Linked DNA regions of Homo sapiens: region 2 is linked to region 1. A link is a loop called in an ENCODE intact Hi-C map of the cell type or tissue named here. Cell type or tissue: heart right ventricle. All regions are shown on one strand. Each heading gives the region's core, and the rest is flanking DNA. Links, peaks and the distances in the headings are about the cores only.

Evidence for each region. A loop is a pair of places that touch in the nucleus more often than their neighbours do. Peaks named below come from ENCODE experiments on the same cell type or tissue, not always from the same donor. Only the 100,000 strongest peaks of a DNase experiment are listed, where the experiment ranks them.
Region 2: it touches region 1 in a loop (2.1-fold over the local background); 8 of 110 quality-filtered maps call a loop at or near these places.

Annotation. Positions count from the first base shown.
Region 1 is chr3:30,679,811-30,682,729 of GRCh38, forward strand. All of the region lies in intron 5 of TGFBR2 (transforming growth factor beta receptor 2), which reads left to right. Among named protein-coding and RNA genes, the nearest start is that of TGFBR2, 75 kb to the left of the region's middle. In heart right ventricle, for the core only: no CTCF peak of the experiment used is centred there; DNase peaks (open chromatin) are centred at 1,181, 1,661 and 2,281; H3K4me3 peaks cover 444 bases; H3K27ac peaks cover 2,500 bases.
Region 2 is chr3:30,293,490-30,296,408 of GRCh38, forward strand. All of the region lies in intron 1 of LOC124909358 (a long non-coding RNA gene), which reads left to right. Among named protein-coding and RNA genes, the nearest start is that of LINC01985, 220 kb to the right of the region's middle. In heart right ventricle, for the core only: no CTCF peak of the experiment used is centred there; no DNase peak of the experiment used is centred there; H3K27ac peaks cover 807 bases.

The DNA.
Region 1 (2,919 bases), core at 154-2,653:
CAATGGAGAACGTATTTAAAATAGTAGCTATGGCCATGTACAGGTACAGGCTCACGCCTGTAATCCCAGCACTTTGGGATGCTGAGGAAGGCAGATCATGAGGTCAGGAGTTTAAGACCAGCCTGGCCAAGATGGTGAAATGCCATCTCTACTAAAAATTAAAATATTAGCCAGGCATGGTGGCGGGTGCCTGTAATCGCAGCTACTCAAGAGGCTGAGGCAGAGAATTGCTTGAACCCGGGAGGCGGAGGTTGCAGTGAGCTGAGATCGTGCCACTGCACTCTAGCCTGGGCGACAGAGCGAGACTCCATCCCCCCCGCCCCCCAAAAAAAATAGTAGCTATGATTCCTATGATCAGTATGGATACGATAGTCAGAGCTACTCTGTGCATCCTGGCAGTAGATATGAAGCCTTCCAGCAGAAGCTGAGGAGACAATCACATGTTTGAGGAACATTCAGTGATGGCCTCACTTCTCTGGGTGAATCCCTGTTAACAGAATCCAAGGCTGTTAATTTGTGTAGCAGGTCACAGTATTGATACCTTAAAATTTGAGATAACTGTTTTATCTTTATTTCCCTAAAGATATATTTATTCATTCATTCACTCAAAAAGTATTTATTGAGTACCTATTGTGTCGCAGGCATTGTTTAAAATGCCAGGGATACAGCAGTTTAAAAAGCAGTGTCTTTCTTTGAGAGACAGGAAGTCTAGTGAAGAGCCAGTATTTTAGGGACAGGTAATGAACAAAGAGATTATGTAATATAATGTTGGAGTTGGGTGGGGTGGGTGGGATGATTTTAGAAAGAAAAATAGACTTGGGGGATAGATAATGAAAGAGGCTGTCATTTCAGACATTTTAATCCTCTGAAAGAATACAAAAGAAAAAAAAAAGAAAACAAATCTTTCAGAATTGTTTGAAGTAAGAACAAGACAAGAGGAGGTGATTGGTGTGTTACTGTTCTACGAAAAAGGAGAAAAAGCTTCATGAAATCGCCATTCAGCAAGGACAGAACTGGAGATGGCTTCTCTTTTACAAAGAAATCTCTGTCCCAGGCTTTCAGTCTGTTTGGTGTTCATACAAGTGTTTGTGTGTTGTGTGGAAGGCGGGTGAAGGCGGGTGAAGGCGGTCCTGTTCAGGGCCCCCTTTGGTGAACACAGCAGGCAAAATACTCTCGTCATCCCCAGCCAAACTGGCCTGCAAGCACACTGACTTCCACATCCCTAGCATTTAGGCCTTTGAATAGAAGCTGACACGTAGCAGCCAGCTGAACAAGTATTTAATGAGGAGCAACACAACTCCAAGAAGGGCTCCTTAGTGTATTGTCAAGTTGCTGCAGCCTTGTGAGATGAAAAAAAAAAAAAAAAAAAAAGTGCAAATGAACCAAAAAGAAAGGGAAGGGGCTGGGGGAAGAAAGAGACAGAAAAAAAGGAGGCGTTGGAGAGACGGCTGAGGAGAGACCAGGATTGAAACGCTTCATTTTCCTGGATTTCAAGGGAGCACAGTCTGGAAAGCAGATATGAAAACTCGGGGGTACTGCTTTGGGGAAAACCATCAACAACTTTGCTGCCCTGTTACATTGGGACTACAGTCAAAACAGCAGCTGTGCACCAGATGCTGACTTTCCGAGGAATACCATTGCTGTCCCAGAGACCTGCCCTCTGAGGGTTGTGGAACTGGGAAGAGACAGGCAAGCGTAGTTTTCTCTTAAGAGCCTTTTGAGACAAATTAAAAGAAGCTGCGAGGGCCGGGCGGTTGCGGGTGGCTTCCATCAGTGAAAAGACTGCAGAGAGAGGTGGCGGGAGGGAGATGGAAGTAAGAGAAAGTCGTTCTCAAGCAGTGAAATAAAGAGGTTTTTTAGAAAAGATGCCGTTTGAGGCACTCAGGGAAATTCTGAGGTGTTCAGCCCCGTCTGTCTGGCTTCAGAAACAGTCTGAGGGTGAGACAAAGACTTGGTTTGATGAACTAATTCTGCTGTGTAGGCATATGTCTTGGGTGGAGTGCCTCCAACCCTGGAACAAGAATTTGAGTACTAGTAGTTTATTTGGGAAGAGATTGCAGGAAATGCCAGTAAGAGAATGAGGAAATGAGTCAGGAAAGGGAAGGAAACCAGTAAAGGATATCTTATCAAGTGGGTTACCACCATGGGCAACTGGAGTATAACTACGAGCAGAACACACACCTCAGTGTCATACCACCTGACTCAAAGGAAGCTGGGTGTTTTATCTTTCCAATTCCCATCAGTTTGCTGGAGGGCTGCTCCAGGCCGAGCTGGGAGGGTTCACTCCAGCCCTTCTGCCTGTTCCTCCTGGAGTTGGGCCAGCCTAACCGGAAGAGCCAGTGCAATGGGGTTGGGAGGTGGCGGTGCAGCTGGCCCTGCAGCATCACACTGAATAATTGTAGGGGGCATATGTGACTATTCTTATTTTGTGGATATAGGAAGTGAGGCACAAACTCTTGGCATCTCTTTTCTAAGTCCTCATATCTACTTTTTAAAGGAGTCAGGGCAAAAACAACAAATAATACTTACAATGCATATTGTTAGCTCTTCCACTTTTGAAGTGCTAAACTCAGTCATACTCTCTAAGCCTTCGCTTTTTCTCTTAGAGGCAATTCCAATTTTTTTTAAAAAGGTGGTTCTTGTTATAGGTTAGCCAGGTGTAACATTTTCTCTGGACTCAGCCCACACACTCCTGAACTTGCTTTTTATGCAGTTCTTCACAAGAGAGAGGCCCAAGGTCAAGCATCATTTGATCAAATGTGCAAAGAGGAACTGCATTAATTCTATTGCCAACTATGCCCCAATCTGATGCCTGTAGCTAAAATGAGATTCTCATCCTTACCTCACCTCCACCACCAGTCACATCTACTTCCCTAAACCCAGAAAGGACAAGTGTTTGGGTTTAATGTGGGTAAATAA
Region 2 (2,919 bases), core at 305-2,804, 390 kb before region 1:
TTTGATGGAAAAGCACTTAAATCTAGATGACAATTTATGTTTTACAAATTGGATTTGGAATAACCATTGAAGAGCTTTCTCTAAATAGACTCTGATTTTGAAATTCTAATTAAATGTTATATTTTGTTCTACAAAAAATAAGCACCTTCATTATTTTGGATGAAATTACTGGGTATCTCACCCAATTATTCATAGCTTTGAAACATGAGTTACTGCTTCTTGTCATTTTGTCAGTGGGTTGAAAACCCTCTTCCAGGAATGCCGTGAATTCTTGATGAATACTGAAGAGACAGGAGATCTGGGATACCAGGGTTGATCTGCACTGTGTGTGTAGGAAGTTCAACTGCTGTAGGTGCTGGAACATTAATTTGGATGCCAACATTTCTTTTGCATAAAAATGGGATGTATGAATCTCCTACTTTGCTTCGGTTGGCTTGAGTCCTTTGTCTTCTGAACACTTTCAATAAAAACTCTGAAGAGCTTCTCATCACTGTAGAATATAGTACAACTGCGTAAAGTTGCCCTCCAGGACCTGCAGATTCCAACCTCTGCCTGACTCCAAAGTCGTCATCTTGCGTCATTCTCCCTTCACCCACATTGTGCTCCAGACACATTTTCCTTCAGTTTCTCTAATAAATACAACACGCTTCTCACTGCTTAAGACAGCTGTTTATAAATAAATTCCCACTGCCTGGAATGCTCTCCTCTCCTTCACCTGGCTTACTCTCCCTTGCTCTAAAGTTTCTGCCTAATAGGATTTCATCCTGACCTCCCAGACCACGTGAGGCATATTTTCATAAGACTATGTGTTTTAGGTTTGAATTTCTAAGGGAAATTCAAACTATTACTAAGGGAATAGTTGTTCCCTTAGTAATAAATAGTTTTGTCCCAAGGTTAGTAGGAACTGAGAATAAAGAGGAGGAACACTTGGATTCTTTCAATCCTCTTTTTCCTTCTTTCCAACTCTAGTTCCCCAGAGAATAAAGTCAAGGAAACAGGAACTGAAAAAAAAAGCAAATGCTTGAAGGATAGAGTTGGCTATGCGTGAGCCCACACATCCTGCAGCTTTCCTAGCCTAGTGGGGATAAGAGGAGTAAGGCGCACTTCAGAATGAAGCCACAGTGGGGAAACCATCCGTGAAACTACTTCACCTGGGCAATTATCAGTCTCTGCTGCCTGCTGGGTCTTTCTACACGGCTCTGAGCACTGAGCTCCTTGCCTTTAGTATTGATGCTCTAGGCACAACCTTGATCCCAACTTATACTTACTAATTTTAGCCAGCGCCCTGCTCTGCCCTTATTTTACACAGTTTACTTAAATGAAGAGCATATTCTGATGACTACAAATGTATTTCAGCTTTATAATTTTCATATGCAATTTTCTATACTCACAAATAATATTTTCACACAATTCCTGAAACTTAACTGGCAATAATCCAAAGACTTATGGATAGATAAAAGGGAAGGAGGCCTCCGATGAGTTGAGGACTGATATGAATCTACAATTTGTAACCTATCACACATCTCATACTTTCTTTATTAGTAAAGATTGAAATAATTAATTATGTACTTTTCTAATTATTTGTTCATTGTTTGTTTCCACCCCAGTAGTCTGTATACTTCATGAGGTTTGTTCATTGTTTTATCCCCACTGATTAAAATACAATAGATGCTCAATGAATATAGAGCAAATGAATAAATGATACAATAAAATGGGAGAGGGAGGAAGAGGCTGTAGGAGAAAACAAAAAAAAAATTCTATGTTTTTACTGTATTTTCTTACTAGCTCAGGGCTGCAACAGTATATGCTCACCAACTCTTCCTCTAGCTTCTCTTGCTGTTCTTCTCCAAGCATAAATTTTAATTTCTTTATCATGGGCTTAAGTGCTCCACAACTGAAGAAAATAAGTCACTCATTTTTGTGGCTGTGGAGATAACACTTTAAAAATTGGTTTTCAAATTTGCTTAAATCTTATTGAAATGTATAGGGATATAAGATATTTTAGTGTAAGTCGTAAGTATTTTTTGTTTTTGTTTTAAACCTAATCTAAAAAGTTAGTTGTGAGTAGTCATTATTCACAGATACTGAAGGAGTTCAATATGCATTCCATATTGTATTTTCAAATTGCACTTTCAAATTGCATTTGAATAGAAATTCAAATGCATTCAATGCATCTCATATAACACAAGAGACCAGTAAATAGATTGCAGAGGCTTCCTTGAAATGCAGATTTAAAAAAAAATTGTCTCTAGACTAGGAAAAATTAGTTGTAGTGGTGTGTATGACCATGGAAATTCATCCCTGGGATTGCAGCCTACATGTTTGGGCTTCCCTTTGAGGTGAGAATAAAAATTAAAGCATGGATTGAGCAACAGTAAATTCCAACAATACTTCTGAGTAGCTGAAGACAGACTAATGTTATCATTGGGGTTCATTTTTAAAAGTTTCTGACAACAATCTAATCTGAGACCTATAAAAATAGTTTGTCAGTTTAAAACATCAAATTGAGTTGCAAGAGATATTCTAATACAGGTCTAAAAATAAGAGTAGGAATTTGGATGAACTGTGTGAGTGCTCATGTTCATTCCAGTTGATGGCTTGGTGTTAGAAAAAGGCACCCATTGTGTGTGGAGAAGGAAGGACCCAGGCAGGAGCGTAGCAAAGGCCATGGGTCAACTTTCACTCCCACCTTGAATAGGTACTTGTACACGACACAAACCATGGAAACATAAGTTATGGCTCTGCTTCCAGTTTTAGCAAGATATGAAATACATTGATAAAGTTTAATAAGAATGATTCCTGTTGGGGTTTGATACTTTTTAATACATTTATGCTCTTTTAATTAGGCTGAGAGGCAATTTTACAAAATTATTAAAGACATGGGCTCTGACCTAAGACAGAACTTCATTTAAATTCTGA